Regions from separate parts of the Homo sapiens genome. Here region 2 is linked to region 1. A link is a loop called in an ENCODE intact Hi-C map of the cell type or tissue named here. Cell type or tissue: HepG2. All regions are shown on one strand. Links, peaks and the distances in the headings refer to the core of each region. The heading gives the core; the rest is flanking DNA.

Region 1 (5,197 bases), core at 854-4,853:
CCTGATTAGAATCTGGGAAAGTAAAAATCACGTAACAGAATTCATGATGGAGGCATAAGGCCATTCAGAAGGTAAGTAAAATTAGGAAACACAAGGTAAGAAATATGGAGCAGAAATGTGGGTCATAAGTGTTGAGAAATTCAAAGTGCTTAGAAATCAGAGACAGAATGGATAATTAACATGAATAATAATGTGGCATCAAGGAGAAAAGGGACTGTTCCCTGCTCTCAGGGAGATGGGAGGAAGTTGAAAAGACATTGTCTTTCCCTAAAGCAGACAATGGGGAAAATGTTTTCCATAAAGGAAAACTGAGTTTCACAAAGGTGAAATGCTAGAGGAAAAAATTAAAATTTTTGTTTTGTTTTGTTTTGTTTTGTTTTGAGATGGAGTCTTGCTCTTGTTGCCCAGACTGGAGTGCAGTGGCATGATCTCGGCTCACTGCAATCTCCGCCTCCCGGGTTCAAGCGATTCTCTTGCCTCAGCCTGCTGAGTAGCTGGGATTACAGGCGCCCGCCATCATGCCCGGCTAATTTTTGTATTTTTAGTAGAGACAGGGTTTTGCCATGTTGGCCAGGCTGGTCTCGAACTCCTGACCTCAGCTGATCGGCCCACCTTGGCCTCCCAAAATACTGGGATTATAGGTGTGAGCCACTGCGCCTGGCCAAATTAGGAACAAATTTAAGAGCATAATGGATTTTGTCCAATTGCTTGATTCCCTTCTCAGTCTGTTTTGTGCTGCTATAAAAGCATGCCTGAGGCCTGGTGCAGTGGCTCACACCTGTATTCCCAGCAATTTGGGAGGCCAAGGCAGGTGGATCACTTGAGCCTAGGAGTTCGAGACCAGCCTGGACAGCATGGTGAAACCTGGTCTCTACAAAAAAAATACAAAAAAATTAGCTAGGTGTGGTGGTGCACACCTGTAGTCCCAGCTGCTCAGGAGGTTGAGATGGGAGGATCACCTGAGCCTGGGGACATCGAGGCTACAGTGAGCCATAATCATGCCACCGCACTCCAGCCTGGACAGCAGAGTAAGACCTTGTCTCAAAAACAAACAAACAACAACAACGGAAAAAGAATGCTATCATTCAGAAACATTTCCTTTAAAAGAAAAAAAAAAGAATGCCTGACACTGGGTAATAGATAATAAACAGAAATGTATTGGCTCAAAGTTCTAGAAGCTGGAGAGTTCAAGACCAAAGTACCAGCACCTCACTAGAGCCTTCTTGCTATGTCATCACATGCTGGAACGAGGAAGGGCAAAGAGCACAAGAAAGCACCCCTCCTCGTCTGAGCCCTTTTTACAATGGCATTAATCCACGACTGAACAACTCCCATTAGGCCCCACCTCCCAACACAGTTGCACTGGGGATTAAGTTTCCAACACATGAATTAGGGGGGACACATTTAAACCACAGCAATTCCCAATAAGAAAATCCCTATTACCAAAGTCAACAAAGACTTTCATCCTGCCAAATTCAATAGACATTTTGTCTTCCTATTATTTGATCTCTTTCAATACAGTTGACTACCACCTTCTTCTGTAAACATTTTCTTCTCATGGTGTTCGTGACATCTCATGACCCTCTCATGGTCTTTGGCAGCTTCTTCTCTGCCAGCTTCCAAATGTTGTTATGCCCAGTCCTCTACCCTCAATATTCTTGTCTTACTAGCTACACTCTCTCTATAGGTGACTTAATCCAATCATGTGGATTTAATACCATTTTACATGCTAATGACTCCAAATTTTATCTGTAGCCATGACCTCTCTCTGAGCTCTTGACTTCTCTGTTCAACTGCCTCCCTCAATATCCACTTGAATGTCTAGTGACCATTTCAAAGTCAAAATATCCAAAATGATATTCTGGATTCCTAGCCCCAACCTCAAGAAATGGTTACCACCAACCACCCAAGGCATCTGGGATCATCTTTGATTTCTCCCTCTCCCTCATTCCCACCACCCCACCTCATTTCCAAGCCAACATTAAGGCATGCTGGCTCTACTACTCATTCATGTGCTAATCTGTTCCCTTCTTTTCCTCTCTACTGCAGTTGCCCCAGTCCCAGACACCATCAGCTCTCCCCTATTGCATACAGCCCGTTAGGTTGATTTCCCCAGAAGCAGACCCTGAGATGAAGAGAATGCATACAAGAGTGATTTATTTCGAAGTACTGTTAAGGGAGTGGGGAAATGTGGCTGAAAAATAAGAGGTTAAGCAGATGTGAGGTAGAAATCAGAGTCCTACAGAGAGCAACTTAGGCTAAATGTCACAGAAAGCTCTGGAGACAAAGTTGTTCACATCTCAGAATTACACAGTCACAAGGCAAAGAAACAAATATTGATACTTGTAACTTTAGTTCAAAGGCTGTCCCAGCAGGGGGAGCAGGGTGTAAATTCCTGGGCACATCTAATTGAGTAGATACACAAGTCCCAGTAGCCTGAGGTCTGTCCTCTAACAGATGCAGGTGTCAGCTGTACAGAGTGAGAGGACAGTGCACACAAGACAGGTACTGGCATCCCAGGAAGCATGGGCAGGTGTCTTAATCCAGCTGGGCCGCTATGACAAAATACTTTAGACTGGGTGATTTAGAAACAATAGACATTGATTGCTCACAATTATGAAGACTGGGAAGTCTAAATTCTATTATTTAATTCCCAGATATAAATAAAATGAATTACATTTATTCTTTTTTTTTTTTTTTCAGCCAGGAGATGAAATATACCCTAGAGATGAGAATGGCAAATGGTTATATCACAAGTCAAATCTGTGTGCCACTTGGGAGGTAAGTTCAAATGTGCTTCTTATTTTAAAAGACGATATTTTTAAAACTGTGATCTGATTATTCCTGTCATATTTATGGAGAGAGATGCACCCTTTACTTTCAATGAAAAGTAACAGTCAGAACAGGCATTCCTAACCATAAGTACAGGTATATGAAATCTCCACTTCTGGGTACTAAATAATTCTTACTTTTGTTTTGCTGGAATGCCAAAGAAAAGAGAGAGGGGTGGAAGGAAAAACAGTGTAAACAAAATATGTTCTAATATAAAAGTAATTAAAATATATGAATAAGATAAATTCACAAATCAAAAAATATATATCAAGTTGTTAATATGATGCCTACAAGAAACAAACTTAAAATGATACATAAAAAAACTGAAAAACAGGCCAGTCGCAGTGGCTCACACTTGTAATCCCAGCACTTTGGAAGGCCAAGGTGGGCGGATCATCTGAGGTCAGGAGTTCGAAACCAGCCTGGCCAATGTGGTGAAACTCTGTCTCTACTAAAAATAAAAAAATTAGCCAGGCGTGGTGGTGGGCGCCTATAATCCCGGCTACTCAGGAGGCTGAGGCAGGAGAATTGCTTGAACCTGGGAGGCAGAGGTTGCAGTGAGCCGAGATCATGCCACTGCACTCCAGCCTGGGCGACAGAGCAAGATGCCGTCTCAAAAACAGGAACAACAACAAAAACCTGAAAAGCAATTCTGTTTTTTATTTCTGGGAAAGCTGCTGGCTCTTTTCCCAAGATCACAAGAGTAGACAACTATAGGAAAATAATAAATAAACCCTTATGGATTCGTGGTGGGGAGGGATATTTTGAACTTGTTTGCTTAGAGGTGGTGTGGCAGCTCCGACCTAGAGTAGAAGTCAACCCAACAAGCAGGAAGAAGATAATACAGGAGAGGATCGGTTGGTCCTTTTGCACTTCCTTCACCCCTGCCATAGCCTGGGAACAAATGTTGCCGCACAGGTGGAAACTCAGGACTCAGTTGTAGAGCAGCCTTGAGATTCTGAACTTGTGAAAAACTGAGGAAAAACATAAGTTACCCACTGACCTCTGGCAGTTTTTTTTTCCCACCGATGTGATTCCAAACTCCAAAAGTTTGGAAATTACACTCTGGTAAGTACCTCTTTCTATATACTTGCCTGTGAGGCAACAGCTGAAGGTCTGAGCTGTGGAGTTGTTTCGAGGGGCGAGGAGGAATGATTTATTTCCCAGTGCCCGGGGCTCTGTCCAAAAGAACACGCAGTCACTCCCGACCTCATTGGAGGGAATCAGGTTTGGACAGTTGGACATTTTGAACATTCTGTTCTAAGGGACTGCCTAACAGGATAGCCAGTATCCCCAGGAAAAAATGATTTCACAGCCCAAAGTAATAAGGCATTTGTTTCACAAGAAGACAATACATCTCAATTACTGATCCAATGTAAACAGAACAGAGAACCAGGAACTTCTAAATTAACCAATTAATATATTAGAGAACATAAGAAAAGATATTAGCAATATAAAACGTGAACAAACAACATTTTAAAAAACAAGCTAAAATAAAAATTAAAAAATAAAAACACAATGCAATTGGTTGGGATAAATAGAAGAAAATGGTCAAATTGAGATATCAGAATGAGGAAATCTCTCAATATGAAGAAGAAAAGGACAAGAATTTTTTAAAATATGAAAGAAAAGCTAAGAAATTCAAAGAATAAAATTAGAAATTCCAATATCCACACAACTGGACTCTAAGAAAAAAGAAAGAAGAAAAAATAAAAGGAAACAAGAAGGTGGGCATAGTGGCTCATGCCTGTAATCCCAATGCTTTGGGAGGCTGAGGCTGGAGGATCACTTGAGCACAGGAGTTCAAGACCATCCTGGGAAACATAGTGAGACACCCATCTCTACAAAAAAGAAAAAAAAAGGGGGGTAATAGTTAAAGAAAAAAAAAAACACGAAGATCTTAAAGGGACCATGGAGCACAAAAGAGGAAAGATGAGGAATATCACGGGTGAGGTGACCTGTAGTCCCAGCTACTTGGAATTCTGAGGTGGGAGGACCACTTGAGGCCAAGAGTTCAAGGCCACAGTGTGCTATAGTCATGCCTTTGAACAGCCACTGAACTCTAACCTGGGCAATATAGCGAGATTTCATCTCAAAAAAAAAAAAAAAAAAAAAAAAAAAAAACATAAAGAGAAAATGTTAAAACTTCCAGAGCATAATAAATAATCCAATAAAGAAGGCAAAATGGAATAACAAAAATAATCAATCCAAGACAAAGCAGAAAAAAAAAGAAAAGGGGCAATAAACAGATGAGAAAAGTAGCAAATAAAGGGCAAGATGGGAGATTTAAACTCACTAATATCAATAATTGCAGTATATATAAATGGTCTAAGCACCCCAATTAAAAGGCATAGATTATCAGAAT
Region 2 (5,197 bases), core at 558-4,557, 380 kb after region 1:
AATACTTCCTGAGGAAGCTGTTAGAGAATTAAGTTTCAGACAGCCAAGAAATGGTTTAATAGGCTCATTGATTGATTGTTTTATAAAACTTAACCAGGGCATCAAGAGATATTACTACTTTAAATAGATGCTGTGTGTTGTGGTATGGGAATGGTGAGGGGGGAAGAATGGAGCTAATTTCTATGTTGCTTATACTAGGGAATCAAAAGATAGTATCTAACAAAGAGAGGACTTAAGGATATTATATAAAGATAACCATTAGGACAAAAGCCCAAACCTTTCTAGATAGCAAAAGAAGTATTGGCAGGGGGAAGGAGGTGGTGGGAAGGGTACAGAAAGGAGAGCAAAAGAAACAAATACAATGAAATTATATATTCTCACTGTGACAGAATTGAGACCATATAGTGATATTAGTAAATGGGCTTAACTGGCCTATTAAGAGAAAAAATATTTTTGGGTTAACATAGCAAAATCCAACTCTGTGGTTTTGTTTTCTTTCGTTGCTGTTTTGAGTCTGAGTCTTGCTCTCTCGCCCTGGCTATAGTGCAGTGGTGTGATCTCACTGCAACCTCCAGGGTTCAGGCAATTCTCCTGCCTCAGCCTCCCAAGCAGCTGGGACTACAGGAGCGATGCACCATACCCAGCTAATTTTGGTATTCTTGGTAGAGATGACGTTTTGCCATGTTGGCCAAGCTGGTCTCGAACACCTGGCCTCAGTGATCCACCCACCTCAGCATCCCAAAGTGTTGGAATTACAGGCGTGAGCCACTGTGCCTAGCCCAACTCTGTCTTTTATATAAAAGATACATCTGCAAAATCGAAAAACTCAAAGATTAGGAGGTTGGGCAAAGATATGCCAGACAAATATAATAAAAAGGGGTTATTATAGTTATTTTGCGCAAGGTAAAACTCAGGCCAGAAATCATTAAAGAGGTAGGACACATTATAAATAATGCTACAAGCTGCAGTCTGTAATGAAGATACGTTATTGGGTGCATGGATATTCATGACAGCTTTCATTTAAAAAAAAGAAGCTTCAGGAGAGTCATTAAGAGTTAGGAGCATATTAATAATAGAAGACCTAAAATCCATCTCAGTTCAAGATAGATCAACTGGACAAAAACTTCAGTAAGGCTATTGAGGACCTAGATTAACACAACTGAAAGGTAGATCTTAGGGTCATCTATTGCATATAAGAGAATATACATTTTTGTAAATGCGCATGGGATGCTCATGAAAGATGATTATTGAGGTACAAAGAAAACTCTTAAAAATTTCTCCCAGGCCGGGCGTGGTGGCTCACGCCTGTAATCCCAGCACTTTGGGAGGCCAAGGTGGGTGGATCATGAGGTCAGGAGTCCGAGACCAGCCTGACCAACATGGTGAAATCCTGTCTCTACTAAAAATACAAAAATTAGCCGGGCATGGTGGCGTGCGCCTGTAATCCCAGTTACTCAGGAGGCTGAGGCAGGAGAAATGCTTGAACCTGGGAGGCGGAGGTTGCAGTGAGCTGAGATCATGCCACTGCACTCCAGCCTGGGCGACAGAGCGAGGCTCCGTCTCAAAAAAAAAAAAAAAAAGAAATTCCCCCAAAATAGGTACAGCATTATACTTTGACATTATACTTTTTGGGTGAAACTGAGGAAAGGAAGATAATCCATTATATTGCCGGTGGGAATGCAGAATGCTAAAACTGGAAGGGAATTTGGTAATATCTAGTAAAATGCAAATGCATTTCCTCATTGACCTGGCAATCTCCACTTCTAGGAATGTATCTCAGAGATACAAATGCAAAATAATAAAGTGAGGCGTGCACAGTGTTATTTGTCTGTAGCACTGTTGATAATAATAAAAGATTGATATGACCACCAATAAATGACTGGTGGAATAAACTATGGTATATTACTGTGCCGATGTAAAAAAGGAATGAAAAAGATATGAATACTGCTGTGGAGTGAATTCCATGATGTACTGTTAAGTAGAAATCAAGGTGCAGAAGAATGAGTATTATATGCTACCCTTTGTGTCTCTGTGTGTGTGTGTGTTTCTTAGCTCTATCCACTAAAAGGATCTAAAGCAACAGTATCTCCATGACAATAAGAAAAAGAGAAAATATGTGCTTATATTTACAAATAAACAACGGAGGCCAGGCATGGTGGCTCACACCTGTAATCCCACACTTTGGGAGGCTGAGGCAGGAGAACTGCTTGAACCCAGGAGGCAGAGGTTGCAGTGAGCGGAGATCAGGCCACTGCACTCCAGCCTGGGAGACAAACAGAGACTCCACCTCAAAAAACAAACAACAGAAGAATAAATAATTAAAAATGACTGCTAGCGAGGCAAGAAAAAGTTGGGAAGGAATTAGAGAAGAAAATTAGACCTCTGTAAATGTAACTGGTTCACAGTATTGACTTTGGAACTATGTAAATGTTTTATGAAACTGAACAAATATAAGTAACTCTCCCTGCTTCCCCAGCAAACAAAACAAATGAACGTTGTTCTGTATCAACCAGATAGTTTTACCTACATAGTAAAGGATTTTTGAAACTGATTTTTAAATCACAATATTGATTGTGCATTCCTAGTATGCTATATTGTAAGCACAAAAAAACTTATATTGCATTCAGTGGTGTGTTTTTAGTGGTTATGTTGGTATTTTGAAACTATTCAGGTTTCATGTGAGGTAAAGCAAGCAGATACTTGTGGTAATATCATTAGGCATAGAAATTCTCAGGATAATGATGAAGGAAAGCTCCAGGATGGCAGCTTGCAGCAGGCTTGAAAAGGTTTGGAGCTGGATGAAGGACTTCATATTTCAGAGAAGGATACATTTGAGGGCACAAATGTAAAACTGTTTGATTAGCTGATATATTTGAACATATTGAAAAGGGTTTGCAGTTCTGTCGGAAAGTTTGCTGCTGATTTAGTGATAAATACTTAAAAACTAAGCAGATTTTTAAAATGCAGGCAATTGATAATTCGAGAATGAAATTGCTTGAGAAAGGAAATACTGTACTATGCTCTGCACCTCAGTTGTGAATATTATTAAATGTTTATAATATATAAACATGTTTTATTTATCAGATTTCCAACTAAAATTATAAATTTGTTGGAAAACTAATAGAAATAAATGTCAGGAGGATAAGGAGGGAAAGATTTTTTGATGGGGTCTTACCTACATTTTCCACTGTAAGGCTGGACAGGTAAGCCTTGTGGTTTATAAATCTTGGAATGTTGTAATTTAAAAAGAAATTGGTTTATGTACTAGTATAATTAAAGGAAACTGAGAAGTATATTGATTAATATTATAGGTCAGGGTAAATTATTTTGTTTTGGGCACAGTGGTTCATGCCTGTAATCCCAGCACTCTGGAAGGCTGAGGCAGGAGGATCGCTTGAGACTAATTCAAGACCAGCCTGAGCAGCATAGCAAAAACCCTGTCTTTTTATTTATTTATTTATTTTTGAGGCAGCATCTTACTCTGCGGCCCAGGCTAGAGTGCAGTAGTGCAAACACAGCTTACTTCAGCCTTTATCCCCTGGGCTGAAGTGATCCTCCTACCTTAGCCTCTTGAGTAGCTGGGACAACAGGTGCATGCTACCACACCCAGCTAGTTTTTGTTTATTTTAGAACTCAGGGATTCATGAATGGGCAGTATCAGTTGAGCAAGTGGCTCAGTGCTCCAAAGAAGGGGCAGGAGAGGGAAACTTTGATAAGGTGTTCTTGGCATCAAGACAGTAGAAAGTACCTAGTTAGAGGCTAGTTGGCAGTTTCTGATTCATAAAGTCACTAGAGGTTAGTTGGTGGTTTCTGATTAGTTAAGCTTAAGTTCACTTTGAGTTTGGTTTCTTTTTGCTTAAATAGGAACCCAAGGTGCTGTGGCCATCTCAGCATAGTGGCCTTCCAATTCATTATTTTAATAGGGATTAAGAAGACTAAAAGTTAAGGCTCCATCCTTGACTTTTTAAAAAAGCTTAATCTTCCCTTAACAAATTCTGTCAATTCTCCTTTCTACATCTCAGAAATCGGTTGCCTTCTTTTTATCTTCATTTCCTGAGGTCATTTCAGCTGCTTCCTAATTGTCCTTCCTACCTCTGAGGGTGCCTTCTCATTTTTGTTGAAGAGGTCTCCCCACCATGAACTGAAAACTTAGGATGCTTAAGCTTTTCAAAAAGTGTGAGGGAAACACATGTACAATTAACATATTAAGTGAATAATTATATAACCACCACTTAGATCAAGAAACACACATAGCCAGTAACCCCAAAAGTTCCTTGTCTGCTATATTTTTATCACTCCTTCCCTTTCCCTTAGAAGTTAACCGTTTGTCCAACCTTTTTTTTTTCTTCTTCTTCTTCTTTTTGACAGGGTCTTGCTCTGTCACCTAGGCCAGAGTGTAGTGGTGCAATCAGGGATCACTGCAGCCTTTATCTGCCAGGTTCAAATGATCCTCCAGCCGTAGACTCCTGAGTAGCTGGGCGTGTGTCACCATGCCTGAATGAGACGGAGTTTTGCTCTTGTTGCCCAGGCTGGAGTGCAGTGGCGGGATGTTGGCTCACCGCAATCTCTGCCTCCTGGGTTCAAGCAATTCTCCTGCCTCAGCCTCCCAAGTAGCTGGGATTACAGGCATGTGACGCCTGGCTAATTTTGTATTTTTTAGTAGATATGGGGTTTCTCCATGTTGGTCAGGCTGGTCTCGAACTCCCGATCTCAGGTGATCTGCCTGCCTTGGCCTCCCAAAGTGCTGGGATTACAGGCGTGCCACTGCGCCCGGCATTTATTTTATTTTTTAATTTTATTTTTTTTTGAGACAGAGTTTTGCTCTTGTTGCCCAGACTGGAGTGCAATGGTGCGAGCTCAGCTCACTGCAGCTTCTGCCCCCGGGTTCAAGCGATTCTCCCACCTCAGCCTTCCAAGCAGCTGGGATTACAGACATGCGCCAACACCTCCGGCTAATTTTTGTGTTTTTAGTAGAGACAGGGTTTCGCCATGTTGGCCAGGCTGGTCTCAAACTCCTGAACTCAGGTGATCCACTAGCTTCAGCCTCCCAAAGTGCTGGGATTACAGGTGTAAGCCACCGCACCCGGGCCATGAATTAAGTTTTTAAATTTTTTTTTGTAGTGACGAGGTCTCACTTTTACCTAGGCTGGTCTTGAACTCCTGAGGTCAAGCAGTCCTACCACCTCAGTCTCCCAAA

What was found. A loop is a pair of places that touch in the nucleus more often than their neighbours do. Peaks named below come from ENCODE experiments on the same cell type or tissue, not always from the same donor. Only the 100,000 strongest peaks of a DNase experiment are listed, where the experiment ranks them.
Region 2: a loop joins it to region 1, with 2.1 times the contacts of the local background. A loop is called at or near these places in 1 of 110 quality-filtered maps.

Annotation. Positions count from the first base shown.
Region 1 is chr7:138,095,163-138,100,359 of GRCh38, forward strand. AKR1D1 (aldo-keto reductase family 1 member D1) reads left to right here. Exons shown (of 9, transcript NM_005989.4): 4 at 2,704-2,781. Among named protein-coding and RNA genes, the nearest start is that of AKR1D1, 21 kb to the left of the region's middle. In HepG2, for the core only: a CTCF peak has its summit at 2,378 (motif pointing right); DNase peaks (open chromatin) are centred at 1,241 and 2,409.
Region 2 is chr7:138,475,030-138,480,226 of GRCh38, forward strand. All of the region lies in intron 1 of TRIM24 (tripartite motif containing 24), which reads left to right. Among named protein-coding and RNA genes, the nearest start is that of TRIM24, 17 kb to the left of the region's middle. RefSeq lists enhancers at 4,016-4,576, 4,577-5,137. In HepG2, for the core only: no CTCF peak of the experiment used is centred there; a DNase peak (open chromatin) is centred at 2,402.